Linked DNA regions of Mus musculus: all the other regions are linked to region 3. The links are chromatin loops, found by intact Hi-C in ENCODE. Cell type or tissue: gastrocnemius. All regions are shown on one strand. Each heading gives the region's core, and the rest is flanking DNA. Links, peaks and the distances in the headings are about the cores only.

Region 1 (6,806 bases), core at 1,136-6,135, 1.7 Mb after region 3:
TGGAAGAACATTTTTGAATAAGAGAAGGAATTATCTCCCAAATCTTCTCCAAATTTATACAAAAAAAATATAGAACTATTCTTATATAAAGGCTATATAGTCTATACATGTGAGATACCATATGTAGCTTATCACATATAGCTGGTTTGGAGTAGAGTTCAAAGTTATATCATGGCTTGTTATGACTGAATCTTTTGAGGAAAGCCCCTCTCCTCTTGTTTTTATGACATCGCCTGTGTTAACATTCTGGCGCTGGCTAACAAATTCTCCACCTGTGATAAAAGCTTCACTTGACATTTTATGGTGACATGCCACTGAAGGACTTAAAGCGGACACCATAGAGTTTCCAACTAGCTTTCTCTAGAGGCTGCTACACATTTCCAAGTTAAAGAGTAGCTGTGGCGAAGACACAGATTTTTATCTGTAAAGTTTTCCTTTTTACCTAAAACTCCCATCTTACAGTGTTGGTCCAAAGGTATTTCTAACATTGAAGAAGACAGAGACTAAGTTAATCTCCATAGATAGTTTTCATGCAGAAAGGACTCCCTTCAGTCTTTCCTCGTGTTTATATTCAGCCAATTACCACAAACGAAATAAATTTTACTTTAAGAAAAATAATCCATCTATTTCTAGAGCATTGGATGATTTTTTTAAACAGTGCATGAGATTCCATTTTCAATATCAATTGGATAAATTTAACTGATCTTTGGAATTTCTTTGAACAGAAAATGACGCAAAAGCCCAGCTCTTAGATCTAAGCATCCTCATGTGTGAAAATCCAGGTAAAGTGTGCCAGGTCCCACCAAAGCCCACCAAGCTTAGAGTCGACCTGGCTGTGTTGTCAGCGAATGATCCTTTTGTGAGAAGACACACAATGGTGTCAAATCACAGAATCACAAGAACAGCCCCTCAGTCTGCCCTCAGCTCAGTCAGGAAAAGTGTGGAAAACTAAATTTTAAAATAATAACAATAAACAGGATTTTAGACCCAGAGTGTTCACTTTTCCAACTCTTCAAATTTCTGAAGTCATTCTTTGTTCTCTCCAAGCTACCTGCAAACCTGTTCTCAAAGACAAGATTTGTCACTTGTTAGAAAAGATGTTATTTGATAGCACATACTTTGCTGGGCTGGGTTATTTTAAAAAAATATATAATAATTCCATTGTATGCTATCCTTATCAGCACAGGAGAGACTCTTTTCTTACAGCAAGTACTTCTGTGTTTGAAATGTTAGAACTGCTAAGTACACCCTTAATGCTTCAAGCTACCAGATGCTAGAGCCTGCCTTACCTGCCCAGGCATGTTGTCTGAATTGAGGTCACAGTTTGGCAAATAACATTCCACACATTTTTTCTCTCCTACTGAATTAAAAGGGGCAGCTTGAGTTTCTCTGAATGCCATTGGTTAAGAAGTCTGACTCAGACACCTAGAGAGCTCTCCAGAGCCAGAATGGAGTGACTCGCTACTCACATGACTGGTGGGAGGTAGAAAGCCATCTCTCCTACCATTCTGTACCCTGGCCACGTTAGCCAGCATGAGTCAACTCTTGAAACCTGAAGGTGAATGTTCTACTTGACCTTTGATTTGGGGAGAGTGGCATGACTTCAAATGCTGTCTGTTTATTAATTAACAGAGAGGACTGAATTCCACAATCTGGGAAGTAACATTTGAAACTTTTTTTTTTAATTCACTTTACATCCTGATCACTGCCCACCTCTGGTCAGCCCCTTCCACAATCCTTCCACCATCCCCTTCCCCTCTAAGTGAATACTGCACCCACCCCCCACCCCCGTAACCCCCTACCCCGGGCACTTTGAGTCTCTGCAGGGCTAGACACAATCTCTCTCACTGTACCTAGACAAGACAGCCTAGCTAGTAGAACATATCCCACCCGCCGACAGGCAACAGCTTTTGGGAGAGCCCCTGCTCCAGTTGCTACACATGTGCAAGAAGGCCTAGGTCCAGCCTATGTATCCTCTCTGGTTAGTAGTTCAGTCCCTGGGAACCCTAAAGGTCTAGGTTAGTTGACTGTTAGTCTTCCTGTGAGTACCCCTTGGGGCCCACAGTCCTTTCTACTTGAAACCAAAACTTTAACAGAGTAAAACTTTCCTAATTCTCTTATATAGCCTGACTTGTTTGAGTTTTTCTTTACTTTGGATGAGATTAAGATATGTTATGGCTTGAGGTTTTGGTTTTTTTTCTTCTTCTTTCCCAAGACTTACTGGCCATTTGAAAGTAATTTTTTTTTCTTTATCAGACACATATTTAGAAAAATCATTAAATAATTACTAATGGAAAGTCTATTTCACACTTGTGAAGCGATTCCTTTGAAAGCTATTGTGCTGTAAATCATTTCAAATCTGTGATAACCAGAATCTAAAAAGAATGACTATGTGAGGTGCTCACCTAGGTACCGTCTTTCTCAAGAAAATAAATAAAGGATAATATCATTCTTTCATATACAGATGTTTGACTTACATGGAAGATTCTCCTATTAAGACTATTATGAGCTCAACGATGCAGGTAACACTTCAACCATGCATTCTTAGGAAAGCAACACAATTCATGGTGGAATATTGATAGCTTACCCTCAGGATGGCATGGCTGACTGTAGCTCACTGCTGTTGCCCAAGACAAGGGTATCAAAGAATATATTACAAGCCCAGGAAAAGGTCAAAATTCAAAGTATAATTTCCCTGAACGACTAATCCCTTTAGCATGACCATAAAGCACAAAACTTTAAGTTGAACCATATGTTGAACCATTAATACCATAGGAATGAGCAAAACTGAAGGAAATAGGAAGAGAAATGTTAGGATAAATTATGTTATTGGAAGGAAAATAGAACTGGTTGAAAACTGTTGAAGGTGGGTAAACACGGCCCTCATGAAAGCATCAGCATGTCTGGGGTCCAAGATGAGTTAGTTTATGTCATAAGAATCAAAAGCAAATGAGTTTATTCTTACTTCCTAAATTGTATGCAAGTATTTTTGCCTCCAACAGTCGCCCCCAAAAGACAACCGAATAAGAAAACTGTCATTTAAACCCAAAATGATTTTGTCATTGCCATCCTATCCAACCTCCTTTCAAAGCCACGCTTAATCCTGCTTGTTGACACGTGCATTTAAGTTCTCCTGGAGTCACTCATGAAGACGTTGTGTAATTCAGTTTGGTAAAAAGGATTTTTAGTTATTTATGTAAAACATGATTGACATTTTATTGTAAGACCTTGTTCTTTTGCTAGAGTTCGACACTTACCATGCTTACAGGAGGGATTGCTTTCAAGGCTGTCCTTAAATAGGGTTTTTTGTTGCTTCCTTTTAGCATAATTGTTGCACTTGTTGCTACATTTAACATGTACCCGAACAAATGGGATTAGCAACTTTCTTGATGGTGTTCTTTTTAGTGATGGCCATTCACTAACATCTTTCTTTAGTTAACTAGTATTTAACTGGTGACTAAATATTCAGTTAAAATAATTCTGATAGGCTCATAATGCCATCTAGTGGACAATCTTTAAAATACCACCCCCTGCCCCCCACCCCCAGCCATTTTAATTTTCTAATCATCAATATGCTCTTTAATCTGGACAATGGCTTCATTTAGAAGGATGGGTTAGGATCCCTAAACTCTCTGACAAGTCTATGTAGCATTTCTAACATTGATACCATCCTAAGGGAAAGAAACACACAGCATCAAGTACTTCTGGTTCCTCATCTGTTCAATGGTGTCACCAATGCTGTTAGGAAGTTACAAAGTAGGAATCCAATGTGCAATGTTCGTGTTCGTTGGTTCTCTGATCACCATGGTTTTATATAGAAGTCTTTTATAGCTACTTTGTGATGGTAGAGAAGTGCCATCATGCTCTCTATGGGAGAATTAAGGTTAATGAGAACACAATGGCACTGTCAGCCAAGAACCTGCAGAATGCCCAAACTCAGCCATGGTTTCTCAAAGGTAAAAGTCCTGGCCTTGGCTGTCCACAGACTGGTAGTGATACCTCGTGAGGTAGGAGAGCTTCTCTCAAAGGCACAGATGACTGAACATACGCTCACATGTTAATGTGACTCACAACTTCAGTATGTGTATCTCAACAGATGCTAGGAAACACGTCCTAAAATTCAACACTTGTTTTTTGAGTAGGCAGCAAAATGATGACGTCATAAGCATGTAGACAAGAACACTGCCGTAATTATAAAGCCCCGTGATGTCATCAAATTACTTCCAGTAAGATGGAGCGCATTTCTGCCATTATCACCATTAATTCAGCCCACGTACCTGCATTCTGATATGATATAGATTTACTGTGCTGGACAGATGGTAAAATGGTTAAGAATGCTTGCTGTACTGCATAAGACATGGAATTGGATCACAACATCCAAGTCAAGTGATTGTCCAGCACCAGGGCATCCCAGGCCTTTCCTGACCTCCACAAGCACTTAGATCTGTACCCATTCACACACACACACACACACACACACACACACAAGAATATAAGAAAATAGATCGTTAAAGAACACATAGACTTAATAGACATAATGATTATTGGACAAAAGTAACCTGAAAAACCTGTAAACATTAAGAGCTTATACAGTAGATAGAAATATATATAAATATATATGTATGTGTGTATATATATAAATAATGCTCTATGAAGTAGGAAAAAGAAAAAAGAAAAAGTAATTAGAAATAGCTGAAAATATTTACAAATAAGGCAAATCAGAAATACACAGGTTTTATGAGTAAGAGTTGAATTTTATTGAATGGCTCTTATGATCTATTAAGATGACTATCATATATATATATCATATATATATGCCTGTTACCTAAGCACATGCAATTTTAAAGTTAAATGTTATGAAAACTGAAAATGAGTCAGAAATATTTCCAACAATATATTTGAAATGCTCTCTTAAATAAACCTTCATTTACATGCCAAACTTGGTTCAATTTCTTTGTTGCTTCTTAATTGATATTCTCATTATTCAGGACATGTGTCTCACCTAGAGTAATACATAAATTATGGTTATTACCTTATTAACTTTTAAATTATTTTCTGCACTTTTGTGAGACCGAGAGACATGAGAATATGAACTCTGTTTTTCTAAGCAAGGACATGTTTTAGAAAGCAATATGCTTAATAAATACTAATTAGCAATGGGACAATTGAGGCAGATCCTCCAGTAATCATCGCCTCACTGAAACCCAGATCTAAGCAGCTAATTGGCCACCAAATGACCAAGTAGAGAACACATTGCCTGGGTTCAATGAGTACAGCAAAGAAGGAAACTGCATCAAAGAAGGGGTTGCCCATGTTATCCTTTTTCCAGCTATAAGCAATATGATGTGATAGAAGATGTCTCCTGCTTTAGGGATGAAAAAGGAATTAAATCTAGACCTTACACTTGAATTCCAGGATCTGGCCTGCTACAGTGAGTGCCAAGCAGAGACCCATGTCCCCTGCCTCTTGTACAGTGACTATGGACAACGTCTCTGGAACCTGATTAGGCAGATATCCTGGGGACTGCTTCCGGGACCCTTTCTCTCAGGCAGCAGAGGAAGCAAAATTCCTTCTACTGGGGAACAGAGGAGGATAACTGACACATGGGCTTTGCCTTGAAGGTCAGAGCCAACCCTGATGACTTGTGATCTGGTACTAGCTATGAACTAGAGGCCTGACAGACAAAACTTCCAGATCTTTCCAATATTATATATAAAGACTTACGGTATCAGTGGAGTTAACTCATGGCCTATATCACTGTCAATATTAGAGTTGGCTGGAGGGATCAGTGGATTGCATAGATCCTTCATCTGTAAGAGTCAGGTGAAACCCAGAATAACCAAGGAAGTGTCTCTATACCCCGCGTCAGGAAATATAACCATTCATCCTCAAGCTGACCCTCACATATGGAGACTCTGGCTCTGAGCAGGCAGCAGTATTCTAGGAGGAGAGACCCAGGCTTTGAATCACATCACTGCCAACTGAAACTGAAGTGCCAGTCTCAGGACTTAATACACCATCTGTAGTACTGAAGTGGCAAAAGTGACTTGTTCATAACTTCTGGAACTCAAGCAAAAAACAATGAAGCTAGATGATGCATAGTACAATATGTAATCCTGGAATGTTCAGATGGCATCATGAAATAGGCATCAAGAGCTTTCATATAATGTAATAATCAAAATAAGGTAATACTAGAAGTTGATCATATAGCAATGAGCATGGGTGAGTTTTCAGTGATGTGTTGGGTTAAGCTCTTTACAAGAACACTCAGTTCTTCTTGACTTTCATGTGTTTCACAAATTGCATCTTATATCTTGAGTATTCTAAGTTTCTGGGCTAATATCCACTTATCAGTGAATACATATCATGTGAGTTCTTTTGTGATTGGGTTACCTCACTCAGGATGATGCCCTCCAGGTCCATCCATTTGGCTAGGAATTTCATAAATTCATTCTTTTTAATAGCTGAGTAGTGCTCCATTGTGTAAATGTACCACATTTTCTATATCCATTCCTCTGTTGAGGGGCATCTTTCCAGCTTCTGGCTATTATAAATAAGGCTGCTATGAACATAGTGGAGCATGTGTCCTTCTTACCAGTTGGAACATCTTCTGGATATATGCCCAGGAGAGGTATTGCTGGATCCTCCAGTAGTGCTATGTCCAATTTTCTGAGGAACTGCCAGACTGATTTCCAGAGTGGTTGTACAAGCTTGCAATCCCACCAACAATGGAGGAGTGTTCCTCTTTCTCCACATCCACGCCAGCATCTGCTGTCACCTGAATTTTTGATCTTAGCCATTCTGAC
Region 2 (6,806 bases), core at 1,166-6,165, 890 kb after region 3:
AATCCACTAGGAAACTGCTGTTTTATTTTACAGTTTCCCTGTTCATGCACACTTGAGTGTGCACAGAAGCCCTTTAACTTTGGGCCAAAACACTGTGAAATACTTGATCTGTTTCATTTGAGAGAATTATAGTGTAATTCTCTCCCCTGACCCCCTCCTTTACCAAGAAACAAGTGCGCAAGATGCTGTTTCGACAGTGTGGTTATTGTGGCTTATTGGAATTACATCTGGTTTGTGTTCAGTTCAGGGAAGAAATCCTATGCAGTTGTTTTATTCAAGTCGCTTCGGGGAGTGAATGGGTACCTCTGAGAGCGTGTTTGTTTCATGCTTTACTAACATCAACATGCCTGAAATTCTCTTATCCTAGGCACCCTTTTCCTCTCACTTCAGTCACTTCAGATAAGACTCACCACCCTAGATCTCCTTTGTTGTGAATGTGGAGTGAGATGTCCTAAGTTACCAGGAATAAGAGTGAAGGCAAAGTTTAACCTTGGAAAATACTGTCAAGGGCAATTCTGGAAGAAAAGCAAAAAGGGAATTCCTTTCTCTCAGTTTTAAAATGTGGTGGAGGAGAGGGTCCTGTTCTTCCTGGCACTGGTTCACTCACCAAGGAGCTGGAAATGGTTGGCACCTGATATTTTTCTTGAATTTATTTAAGCTCACAGTGGTACAAGCTGCTTACTGACCCTCGAGGTAGCAATCACTATTTTAAAATGTGTCTTATTCTTGCTACAAGGACTAAGCTTGCATGGAGGCTGCAGCCCAGGAGTCTTAAAATGCAAATGAGGGAAACCCCAGGTTAGAATGCTTCTGCACGCGCAGACAGGTTTTCAATCCCGTTACCTTAGCAACATGTGCCCTTGTGTTCCTTGAATCACCTTGACAGTCTGGTGAGGAGGGGCCGGTGAATTAGAAAGAAAACTGGGGAGTATGGAAGTTTAAGATTGGTTGGGATCCTTCTGACTCGGTTCTTACTGTAAAAATAGAAAGTCCCCTTTCCAGAAATAAAAGAACTCGGGAAGAAATAAGCCCACTGGTTGAAAGGCATGGAGGTGAAAATATCAGAACTAGCCGGACCTCAGTGAGCAGAGATATTCCAAAAATATCCTCCCCACCAGCCGCGCTGCAGATGTGTGGCTCTGGCTCCTTGAGGCTAGCCATCTGCTGCAGTGTTTCCCTGGAAACCCCAGCAACGCCCCTCCCGGCGCTCCTCCCGCGCCAGCCCTGCGCCGCTAAGGAGTGGCGGTGATGTCACTGCTGCTAGCTAGGAGGGAATCCCGAGATCCACGTCCCTCGGGTGGAGCCAATCATGGTGGGCTCTGCTGCTGGGAACCTGAGGCTTTTGACAAGATTGAAATTACCAAGGCAACATGCCATTCATCACAGTCCACAAAACACGGCTTGGAACAGATTCTAAAATCGTGGTTTTTTTGTTATCGTTGTTTTTTTCTTTCTTTTTCTTTTTCTTTTTCTTTTCCTTTTCCTTTTTTTTCCCCTCTCTTTTGCTTCTTTTGCTTCTTTTGCTTCTTTGTAAACGGAGCCCGGCCCACAGAGGCAGCTCGGCAGGCAAACCACCTACACCTACGGAGTTTTAACCTTCTCTCTGTGGATACATGAGAAAAAGACACGAAATGATTTTTTTAACCTCTTTTAAAAATAAAGGTAAAGAAATCTCTCTTATCTATACGCTGTGGCTGTGCTGTTGCCTCTGCAGAAAACTAGAATGAGAATTCCGAATGAGTTGTAGTTACACGCGGACCTAAGGCTGTGAGATGCTTAGAGGGTGTGTGTTCTGTCAACCCCCATAGACACTGATGCAGAGCGGTGTAACAGTAAAAGGGCCTGCTTCCTTTAATGATTGGTAGGCAGGATTAACTTTTGAGAAGCATGGAAAAAAGGGACAAAGAGCTGCCTTTGGAAAATCATGCTGCTCTGGGTATGTTTTAGCTCACATTCTCAGAATCTTAGCAGGAATTAAGTAAACCCAAAAGAAAGAAAAACAAGCCTCAGTAACGTTGGGTTGGGGCAAATAAGTACACCGGGGTCTGCTCTTGCGATTGTGCCTCATTCACAGGTTGTAGACAGTCACAGCGTTTGTGGTCAGGATGTTTCTAGGCAGCATGTCACAGTAAAACCAGTGGATATTTAGGGAATACATTTATTTCATCTTGTTTTCGCTCCTACAAAGGAGAGTTGTAGTTGTAGACTGTATATCAGGTAGTAGTGATGTACTGAACATACTCTTGTGCTCTTGGCATTTAGAAACAAATTATTAGTCTTTGTCGGCATTCTTAGGGAAAGCCACATTATATTTTTAGTGGCCTAAAAGCTAAAATCAAACATACACTTTAATTTGTTCTCTTCCTGTGGTTAGTGTTTTATTTATATGTAAAGGTTTGTATTCTCACATTTGTGATTCTCTCTCCCTTCTGTCATCCAGATCTTTATTACCAAAATACATTTGCCCTTTCCCCCTAATCTTTATGCATTTTTTTCACAATTAAGCAGTGTACCTTGGAACACACACACACACACCCCTATCTCCCAGGCCACAAGGAAGAAAATGTGCATATGAATGTATATCTTTTCTGTAATCAATATGCATGAGTTTTCACAGAAGATTTGCTGGAATTTTTCATCAATTCTTTACCTGACTCCAATATGCTCACTTAAAACTATGTTTTAAAAAAAATCAGATTTAAAAAACATAAGCTAATGGATACAAAAGCAGTGTGTCCTGGAGTCTTTAACTCTGTCTCCTGAGTTACTTCATTTCTCTTCTACCTCTAGGATAAGAGTTTTGCCAGGAATCAGGGTTTATAACAGTCTACATAACTGGTTAATTTTCCTTTATGTTCTTGGCTTAATGTATAAATGAAATAGCTAACTCTTGGAGAGATAGAGAAAACCTGACCCACTCTAAATTCTCTCTGTGCCCTGTCCCCCACCATACCCAGGGCCAGTCCACTTTTCCAGAGCTGTGAGCCCAACCTCTGTCTTTTCAAGCCTTTCACTGTACCATATGATAGGGAAGTTCTCTTCTCTTCTCTCCCTCCTTCTCAGCCATCACACTTGGCTTAGATATTTTCAGGTCCCCTGAAAACAGATTTTCACTTGCCACGATTAAATAATGGTATTTTAAGGAACCCACCTGGTCAAACAAAGAGGAGATAGACAAAAGAAAAAAAAAAGAAAAAAAAAGAAAAAGAAAAGGAAGAAAAGAAAAGAAAAGAAAAGAAAAGAAAAGAAAAGAAAAGAAAAGAAAAGAAAAGAAAAGAAAAGAAAAGAAAAGAAAAAAAGGTTTCAGAGACTGATCCCTGAGTCTGGCTCATTATAGATTCTATTTCCATTTGCTGGTGACAGGCTCGGCAAATAAGCAGTGTTGCTGACCAGAGAACAGCCTGTCTGTGAGGCATTCAGTCACAGAGAAAAGCAATGGCCTTCTCTCACAGACGCCATGTTTTGGAAATAGAAAGCCGTCTTGCTATTTGTCCTTCTTTACTTCAAATATCATATAGATAAGAGAAACAGGGTCAGATACTGTATTCGTTTTGCAAAAGAAATCATATTAAAGTAACTCGAGAATAACTAAGTAATACCTGGGGCTTGCAGAAAGAGTACTACAATTTCTGATTACTTGGACAGATATTTTTTAAGGGTTTAAATAAATAATTTCCCCTAAGATGATAGACAACTTAGTCTAACTAAAAAATGGCTAGTGTGTTATTTCTTAATGGCATAAAGCAAACCTGGACTTCTCTCGACTGTTTTGCAAAGAAATAATACTTTGCTGTGGTTAGATTTGGATCTTAAAACCTAGAAACCTACATCTTTTTGCTGCATAGTGTTCAGTGAAAGAATATCAGGTGAGATGTCTGTGACCTTGTGTAAGTCTCTTCATCTCTCTGAACCTAGGATTCCTGGTTTGGGGGGGGCAGTTTTTGGTTTGTTTGTTTGTTTGTTTGTTATTTGATTGAAAAGATAATGATAATAATTGAGTTATCTCTCCAGATATTGATAAGTTTAAAAGGGCCTGTATAAATAAACATGCTTGTGTAACCAGTGACACACACCCGATCTCCTGCATGGAGTTTTGCATCTTCTTAGCTGTGATCCAACTCAGCGGGCCTCATCCTCCTCAGCTGTGTGTGGTCAGGTTGCCCTCTAGTGACTACACACCATAGAGACCGTGGGTCCCACTGAAGTCTTGAGAAAAGGAATTCGTGGAGTCTGAGGAGACTAGGGAAAGTATTAGCAGAAATGTATGCACTCACAGGCATCAGAACAGCAGGACAGAATAGCAACAGTTTACCATGATTGAGGGACACGATGCATGGAGTAGGAGCAGTGGAAAGGATACAGCCGAGACATAGCTGTAAGGGACCAGTCTGAGTCTGAACTGCTTTGCATTCTGTCCAGCGGTCCTAAATCCCCACTCCTGTAAAAAGCTGTGAGCGAAATGACATAATGAAAATCCAGGGTCGCCAAAGTCCCTTCCAAGTTCAGGATTCTCTGGGTCATCATAAGATGAGGAAAAGAAAAATAAAATAAACAATAACTGGAACGAAACGTGAAGGAGACTCGGTGAATGATCTGCCTAAAGGATGCTCCGTGTTTGTAATGAACCTGAAAGGGCCTCAGTATCTCGGGCTCGCAGCATCAGTGTGACTCCGTGGAGGAGACAATGTGGAGGCTGGCCTTCCTGCTGGACTGCAGGAGGCAGAGCATAAATTGTACAGTGTGTTGGCATCCTTCCCAAAGGCTCAGCCTCAAATTGCTTTCTCTTGGACAGCACAGTCTACTTGTCTAATGGAAGTAAGTTCTCTTAGAACTACCCAAGACGCAAATGATCTTTCTGGGGGTGAGGAGGAGTCTTTAAATCTGCTCCCCATTTAGAGCCGTCACAACCCTGTATGGATTATATATATAATCTAGTTTCCCTAAACCAACTAGATGTTAAATCAAAAGGTAGTCAGAGTTCACAAAACAATGTAAATAGTTAGAGACCCTCATTGGGCTCGATAGACTTGTGGTTCTCAGCCTGTGGGTATTAATCCCTTGTGTGTGTGTGTGGGGGGTGTTGTCAAAAGACCCTTTCACAAGAGTCACATATCAGCTATCCTGCATATCAGATATTTATATTACAAATTATAAGGGTAGCAACATACAGTTATGAAACAATAAAATAATTTTATGGTTGGGGGTCACTACCGCATGAAGAACTGTGTTAAATGGTCAAAGCATTAGGAAGGTTGAGAACCACTGCTCTAGATAAAAGGATGTCTCGTGGATGAGAACTTGAAGCAAACATCTCAGTGATATAGCACTACCTAAGGAATATCAGGGTCAGAAGGTGTGGACTTTCATTTCCATATAGACAGTTGCCGTTTACAAGTAACCTGTAATATTCTACCCTTATCAGAGCCTCATAAGTAAAACAAAAAAGAAGATACTTATTTATATCAATCAAATATTTGCAAAGTGCTAGCATGTCTTCTAAACTATACTGAGGTCACAATGCAAATTACCTTAGGTCCCTAAAGCACTATAAAACAATGAGGGGTTTTTTTCCAGCCAATTAAAAGCAGCATATAAAATTGAGGTTTAGCTTAGGAGCCAGTGACCCATGGAGGCCTTGGAATTGAGAGCCATTGGTCACCAAGCATTCTCATCCTGGGAAGTGCAAAATCACCCAAGTACCATAAGCTTAAAGAGCTGTCCATTAGCACGTGGCCAGCCCAGCATTACAGCCAGGAGCAACCTGCATCTTAAATATGTTCCTCACCTCCTGGTGCTCAAGCCCCCTTTTACCCAGAAGTGGGGGAGAGACATGAACCCTGTGTTTACAATGTAGGGAGCATCTTGTTGCTTTAGCCCAACCCTTCCCAGGAGTTCCAAAACTGTCTCATAGGGGCCACCAGGTGGCAGTTAGGGCAAATGGTTTCAGCCTTTGTTTTTATTTTTTCCCCCAACCAGGGAATCCTGAGGTTTACTGGTGAGGAAGCAGAACTTGGAAATGAAAACTTAGTAGAGAGCTGGGACTGTGAGCCCTGCACTTTGTATTTTGCAGAGACCATACTTCACACGTTCCTTATGGCAACATCTGGTAAACATATTCTTTAGACAGATGAAGACAGACAAACACAGGCAATAAAGGATGTTCCCCCGTGTGGAAACTCTGGAACATGCCATGAAGTGAGTGAGGCAGGGGGATTTCACTAACTAGCAGTTTAGGGTCTGGGCAGCCTCGTCAACAACACTTCTGAAACCAGATAAACCATGTTTCCTTTTGAATCAGAAAATATATTACTATACCTTAACCTCCTGAATGTTAGGATTAACAGTGATTGGGCAACTACTCTTCTCAGTTTGTCCTTTATTCCCATCTGTATTTCAGAATGAATGTTAGAAACATAAATGCTAGAAAAAAATTTTTTTTGCACTTGAACTTAGCTAATGGATAAAATTAGAAGTTATTGATTTTATATTCAACTATTTATATTCCTAAATTACAAAATTTCAGTTTGTTACGTAATGACTTTTGGGAATTTTTCCATTCCTGGCCAACTTTTATCGTGATGAGCCATACCCTTTCACTGTATAACTTTGTTTGTTTTGCCTTGATGGGGTGTACCATTTCATTCTAAATTTTTGCTGATGTAAATATGATAAAACCGCAAGCCCAAAGACTGGAAAAAATGAGTTTTTATTTTTGGTCATTTGACTGTAGACTTTAGGAAATCAAACTTCCCTGTCAAAATGGTCAGTTGCTTTCACTTCATAACAATAAATGGAGTTCATAAATG
Region 3 (6,806 bases), core at 828-5,827:
GCAGTAGGTTTCCCTTGTCTGTCTCCATGGTTCTCCAACTTCACTGTGTTCATGTAGCGTAGTATAGTTGAGTCAGATCAGATCTCTGCTCTGACTCTGTCATGGGTTGTGCAGAGGTGAGGATTATAGCTAATCATTTAGTCAGGTGTGGTGGTACATGTCTGATTTCAGCCCTTGGGAGCTGAGGAAGAAGAAGTACAGGTTTGGGGCCAGCCTGGGTTATACAACGAGAACCCACCTCATAAAAAATGTTGATAGTTTGGTTCTGTGTCATGAGACTTTCTGTAAAAATAGTCAGGGCCAGGTCAGGACACTGGCCTTGTCTTTTACAGTTCTCCCCCACCCCATCTCCACCCTCAAGAAAGTACAGCTCAACCGACTGTTACCTTTGTTCTTAAAGCAGGGCCTGAGCTGGTGCGAGAAGAGGAAGTAACAGAAGACTGGGGTGTAGCCCACACTCCCCAAGTCATTTGCTCTCTGCCTGATAGTTATTCTCTAATGCTATTAGAGAACAGAGGATGGTCAGCTGTAAATGATCCTTCTCCTATGGATCTAGGTATAAGATGGGGCCAGGCGAATTCCTATTGGATAGGGACCAGTTCTTGTTCTTGGTACTTCAGTGGCAGACAAACTACTCTGTTGGCCCTGTTCAAAATTGGTAGAAAGATGTTTCTCCCATTCATACATCTCAATGAAAATACAGGGCCCTAATGGGAGGAGGTCTGAAAAAGCAGCTCTTTTTTTTTTTTTTTTAAAGTTTATTTTATATGAGTACACTCATAGCTGTCCTCAGACACACCAGAAGAGGGCGTCAGGTCTCACTACAGATGGTTGTGAGCCACCATGTGGTTGCTGGGAATTGAGCTCAGGAGCTCTGGAAGAGCAGTCAGTGCTCTTAACCGCTGAGCCATCTCTCCAGCCCTGAAGCAGCAGTTCTTATGCAACCCAATTATTGCTTAATGACAACTTGAGAAGCCATCAGCCGTTTGGGTGGTAGAGTTTCACTGACATCTTAGAGTTCTGACTTTTCTCATGGTCATATATTTGCATTTATTAAAAACATGCCAAAACCAGAGGGCAAAAATATGCCAAACCCCTGGATTTTGACCAAGAAATTACTCAAATACCTTTATTACATTACTTATTAGATTTGAAAATGTGTTCTCTGGTCAAATCATATCCACATTGTAGCTTCAGTATTTATACTGCTCGAGAGTGCCCCTTCCTCACGTATCTGCAAGTGTTTCTGTGTTTACACACATTGCCCGACACAGGTTTGCCTTATGAATATTCACATCTATGGTTTCATTCTGATCTTTGGTCCAACTTGCGTTTGTGGTAAGGAATATTTTATTTTCTACTTCAAATTATGCCAAGTGCCATTGTCTAACGTAGCTTACTAACCATGCTAAATTACTGAAAGAGAGTAGGCAACATGGCTCATATGGAAAAGTCACCTGCCACAAGCCTGGTGAACGGTGTTCCGTCTCCTGTAACCACATACATGTGGAAGGAGGTGACTGACTGACTCCAGCATCCTCTGACCCGTGCTGGGGATACATAACACAGAGAAAGAGAGAGAAGGAGGGGGGGGGGGAGAAGGGAGAAGGGGAGGGGGGGGGGGAAGGGGGAGGAAGAGGGAGAGGGTGGAGATATATACAGAGACGGAAAGACAGACACACACACACACAGAGCAGATGACTGAGAGACTAAGAGAGACAGAGAGAATACATTTAAAAAATATATGCAAGAATATATATGCAAGCAGAAGATGGCCTAATCGGCCATCAATGGGAGGAGGGGCCCTTGGTCTTGCGAGGAACATATGCCCCAGTACAGGGAAATGCCAGGGCCAGGAAGCGGGATTGGGTGGGTTGGGGAGCAGGGCGGATGAAGGATAGCATTTGAAATGTAAATGAAGAAAATATCTAATAAAAATATATGCAAGAAAACACGGAATAGTGTGGAGGAATGCAGATGGAAAAAGAGGGGGACAGAAAAATAAATTAGGGCTGTAGTGACAGGGTCACAGTGAGAAACAGAAATCCAGGAGTCACCTTCAAGGGGTGATGTGGGATGGACTTAAGATTGTTGGATATGTGTACCGTGGGCTCCCATGTCTGGATCACGTGTCTGACCAGAAGATGGGACACATTGCTGGGGGTACACGAACCAGAGAAGGAAAGTTTGGGGAAGAAGAATGTGGGAGTTTATGTGCCCTGTGTGCTTTTAATGACCAGGAACGGGCTGACTGACAGGAAGACTCTCAGCAGGTCCCTTAGAGCTGAGAAGGTGGAGGAAGGTGGTGGGTGGGTAGTTTTGAGTGCCTGGCACCAGGCAGAAAAGGAAGCTAACGTGGCCCGTCCAGCCTTTTCCTACAGTTCTACCTACCGTCCCACCATTCATCTGCCTTCTCCATTCTCCTCAACCGAGAAAGCTGAAGGGAAGCATGTTGTAGGATAAAGTTTTCTGGAAATAATTTCTTGGCCTGGAAGAAAAAGTTCAATTAACAACTGCGTACTGTTCTGTCGCTGAAGTTCCTATGTTAGCCACTAGATGGCAGGCCCCGTTCACAGAAGTACACAAACTAAGCCACAGAACTTTATTTTTCTTTTCTTTTTTCTAGGGGATTGGGGGGATTGTTATAGATGCCAAAGATTCTGCCCAGAAGTGAGAGAAAAGAAACTTTAAGGAGTTACCTTTTTACTAAACAATTAATTTGGGTATAAAAATTTTGATATATACCGTATATCATGAGCGCACTGTCTTTTTAGCCCTCATTTCTTTAATATCCGTGCGTTGAGACAGGAAGCCGGGTGTGGTGGCGCACGTCTTTAATCCCAGCACTCCGGAGGAAGAGACAGGCAGATTTCTGAGTTCGAGGCCAGCCTGGTCTACAAAGTGAGTTCCAGGACTACACAGAGAAACCCTGTCTTGAAAAAAACAAAACAAAACAAAACAAACAAAATGACAGTAATCTATAATGATTAATTTAGACGATTAACTTAGACAAGTGCTAAAATAACGGGAGAGGTCCAATGCTATACTTCAGCAAGATAAATTATTTTTCCTTTTGAGGGCCCATATTCTTTTGAGGGTCGTAGTTTTGGAGAGAGGGAAGAAGTTGAAGGGCAGGCTCTGGACTCAGGGCTCAGATTGCTGTCAACATTAGACCAGAACTAGTGTGTTCCTGGGCACTGCTCCCCCATCTACATTTGGGGTTCTTCATCATGAGGAAAGTGACATCATTAATTTGTACTTATAGCTCTAGTGCTAATCAAAGGATACATGTGTCCAGTGCCCTGGTTTTTAGTAGGCACACGTGAAAATGAAGGTGATGGCAATTTTGAAGGGTGCCAGAAAGGCTGCCGTTGACAAAGGCTCATGTTTTAGGTTGTCACTGGGAATGTGTAGAGTCTCAGAAGCATTTTTTTTTCTTAAATAAGAAATGTTGGGAATAAGCCGTTCAGAGATCAGGCGTGACAAGGTGTGGTGCTGTGTGTAGGGGCTGAACAACTCTGTGTGGCTCACATTTCAGTGTTACTTCAGTGCAAAGTTCTAGGGAGTTGAAGAAGCCTGGAGAAAGAAAAAAAATTTTCTTTATTACTTCTAGTTGCCTTAAAAGCAAGCAAGCAAGCAAGCAACCAACCAACAAAAAACCAAAACAAACACAAAAAAGCCCCAAACCAACAACCAACCAACCAACCAAAAAAAAAAAAATCCCCGTGTTTATATGGGAATTAGAAATATCTATTTAAGGCCAGGCTGTGTAGGGCACGCCTTCAATCCCAGCAGTTGGGAGGCAAAGGCAGGCAGATCCCCGTGAGTTCAAGGCCAGCCTGGTGCACCTGCAAGGGATTATCTAGATTAAGTTAATGGAGGTGGGAAGACTCACTTTAATTGTGGGTGACAGCATTCCAGGGACTGGGATCCTAGACTGAATAAAATACTGAAAGCCATGGAGCAGTAGAATTCATCGCTCTTTGTTTCCCGACTGTGGCTGCTACATAAAGCGAGTAGCTGCCTCCCACTCCTGTCGTCATGGTTCCCCATTCTCACAATGGACTGCACCTTGCAACTGTGTGCAATGAACTCCTCCACATCGCTGCCATCCGGGCATGATGACATTCTATTGCAGTAACAGGAACCGGAAGTAACATGCCATGTTCAAACACGAAGGCCACCAATTGCACAGCGCCCTTTAGTGTGCTGTAGGTATTCTCTTCTATGGACTTAAATAGTAATCATATCTAAAAATACTCACACAACCAGCCAGAATAATATTTGACCAAATATCTGGGCTCTGTGACCCAGCCAAGTTGACAATCACCACACTAGTGAGACTACCTATGTCTTTATATTTAATTTATGGTATTTATAAGGAAAAAAAGAGTTAAGTTTTATTTGTGTTTATTTTCCAAGTGTTTCAATTCTTATCTCTTATTTGGAATATTTAACCAGGGAAAGTTTGTTGTAACTACTTAAATATTTATGGCTAAATTTTTCACTCTATTTGTTTTATGGTTTACTAAAGCATCCTAAGGTCTCTCTCAATTTCCCTCCTGGCTTATGTGTCTGTGGATGAGATCTCAGTTTTGTTTGAATGTGTTTGTTTATTGAATTTTCACCCTTGGAAGGTAATTTTACTTAGGTTTGTAGAGTTTGGCTTCTGATCTAAACTTCACTGTTCAGTTTCAAAATTCTATTTGATCTGAGCTGGTTTTCAGTTACAATATTTTCCCTCTTGTCTGGTTAAGTTGACACATCAACCATACTAGTTTAAACTTTGGTTTTGAAAATTTCAGTATTTGGCCTTTCATTGATGTGAACTCCCATTGATGGGTTCCCCCCCCCCCCAACTTATAGACAATTCCTTTTCATATCTTGTAGGTTTAGATAGAATGTTACATGTGGTATATACAAAATGGGAAGTTGAAACTCTGGACAATGCCATTTTTTTCTAGTAATTATTTTTTTTTCCTTCAAGCAAATGCCCTCAATCCTCTCTGACCCTGGCATGTATCGGCAGCCAGCATGGATCTTTGCTCTTATTTGTTGACTCTCTCAGATGAGTGGAGCACCCTTCTGTGTAGCCAGGTTCCTTCCCAAGACTAAGGTCACAGTTTTACTTCCAAATCAACTATTTCAGACTAGGGAACTGTCCACACACAGTGGCATAGATCTGATTTACCTTACCTAGTTAGCTGGGGTGAAGGTTAAACTAGTTGTTTTCCTTCTGCGGATGTGAACTTAGTCCACTTCAACAAACTTACAGTAAAAAGAACTTCCTGGAGGTTGGAATGAAACTATGGTAGGATTTGCTGAGCCCCAGAGGCTGTTGGAAGTAGATGGAACAGGGATGCCTTTCTAAGACATGTACAAAGATCTGGAAACAGAAGAAGGAGAGTCTTGAGGCAGACAGAGGGGCACTTTTGTTGGGTATAAAAATTCCAGGGATAGGCTCCTGACTGGGAAGGGCATTTAGCTAAGACCTGGGAGCTCAGCTCCAGGCTTCCTTTACACTGACTACCATATAGACGAGAGCAAGGTTCATCCATCTCGGCACTAATGGCCCAGCACAGTAAGTGAAGAGGGCTAAGTTTGACTTCTCAGACGCTGCCCACATACATGTGCTTGTGTTTGTGTGGACCCAGTCTTACTCAGCTGAGCAGACTAGCTTGTTATCTGATACTCTTCATAAGATCATTCTTCAGCTAAAGAAGTTTTAGATATTTTCAGTTTTACCCTTTTATAGATTATTCAAATGTACTATTCTTGGTTTTAAATTTTTGAAAAAGCAGCAATCACTGTAACCTCTTTAATAGTAATGTCCAAATATTTCACTTTTTTAGAAGTCATTTTATTTTCTGCCTTTGCCTCCCCCTTCCCTGTGTGTGTGTGTGTGTGTGTGTGTGTGTGTGTACACGATATATGTGTGGTGACCATAAGAAGGTACCAGATCCCTTAGAACTGAAGTTATAGCTGGTTATGCTCCTGCTGACAGGGTCCAGGGAACACAACTCAGATGCTCTGGTAGAGTAAAATGTGCTCTGAACCACTGAGGCTATGACTCCACTATACACAAATTTCATCTTTTAAGGGAAAAAATACCAGGAGGAACTTCGTACTTTGTAATGTGATCAGTTTTTCTAGGAATCTGAAATTATAAAGAGAACTGAAATAATGAGTGAAGAATTTTTATGTACATCATAGCTCATGCTTGGATGGGGTCTGAGAAATCTAATAATTCCCAAATTTCATATACGGTGGCTCATTCATAAGTTTACTCCCAATTGTTCAATTAATCGTTAATGTAGCCACTAATTAAATACAATGTTTAGATATAATTAAACTTGATAAAGAGTTGACCTCAAAGTAAACAGATTATGTTGTTGGGTGTCACCCAATAACAGGAGTTCTTTGTATCTGGTCAGAGTTAGAGGAAGGAAATAATTGAAATGAGAACTTCTTAGTTATTGACTTGAAGGTGAAAGGGACTGTTCGACAAGAGATGTGAGCATTTCTAAGGAGATGGAAACAACCTGTGACTGAGAACCAGCGGCGGCACAGCTGTAAGTAACTGAACGCCCACAAACCTTATGAGACAGCTCCCAAGCTGGGGAATGAATTCGTTTGCTCAGAGCGCCATAACAAGAACTGGAGATCTCCATCAGGTACAAGATACAATATGAGTGGGCACAAACCCTCACATCAGGGCTGGGCGAGGCAACCCAGGAGGAGGAAAGGTATCCTAAGAGCAGATGAAAGGGCCAGAGACACACCACTCCCAACCCCACTCCCTACTC

The links. Hi-C counts contacts between places; a loop is a spot of excess contacts. Peaks named below come from ENCODE experiments on the same cell type or tissue, not always from the same donor. Only the 100,000 strongest peaks of a DNase experiment are listed, where the experiment ranks them.
Region 1: a loop joins it to region 3, with 6 times the contacts of the local background. A loop is called at or near these places in 7 of 42 quality-filtered maps.
Region 2: a loop joins it to region 3, with 10 times the contacts of the local background. A loop is called at or near these places in 12 of 42 quality-filtered maps.

The regions. Positions count from the first base shown.
Region 1 is chr8:31,515,783-31,522,588 of GRCm38, reverse strand. No RefSeq gene overlaps it. Among named protein-coding and RNA genes, the nearest start is that of 7420700N18Rik, 150 kb to the right of the region's middle. In gastrocnemius, for the core only: a CTCF peak has its summit at 3,481 (motif pointing left); no DNase peak of the experiment used is centred there.
Region 2 is chr8:32,287,689-32,294,494 of GRCm38, reverse strand. It overlaps a transcript of Nrg1 not described here. Among named protein-coding and RNA genes, the nearest start is that of Gm22140, 100 kb to the right of the region's middle. In gastrocnemius, for the core only: a CTCF peak has its summit at 4,165 (motif pointing left); DNase peaks (open chromatin) are centred at 1,212, 4,149 and 4,723; H3K4me3 peaks cover 553 bases.
Region 3 is chr8:33,180,514-33,187,319 of GRCm38, reverse strand. No RefSeq gene overlaps it. Among named protein-coding and RNA genes, the nearest start is that of Gm33281, 34 kb to the right of the region's middle. In gastrocnemius, for the core only: no CTCF peak of the experiment used is centred there; DNase peaks (open chromatin) are centred at 2,544 and 2,822.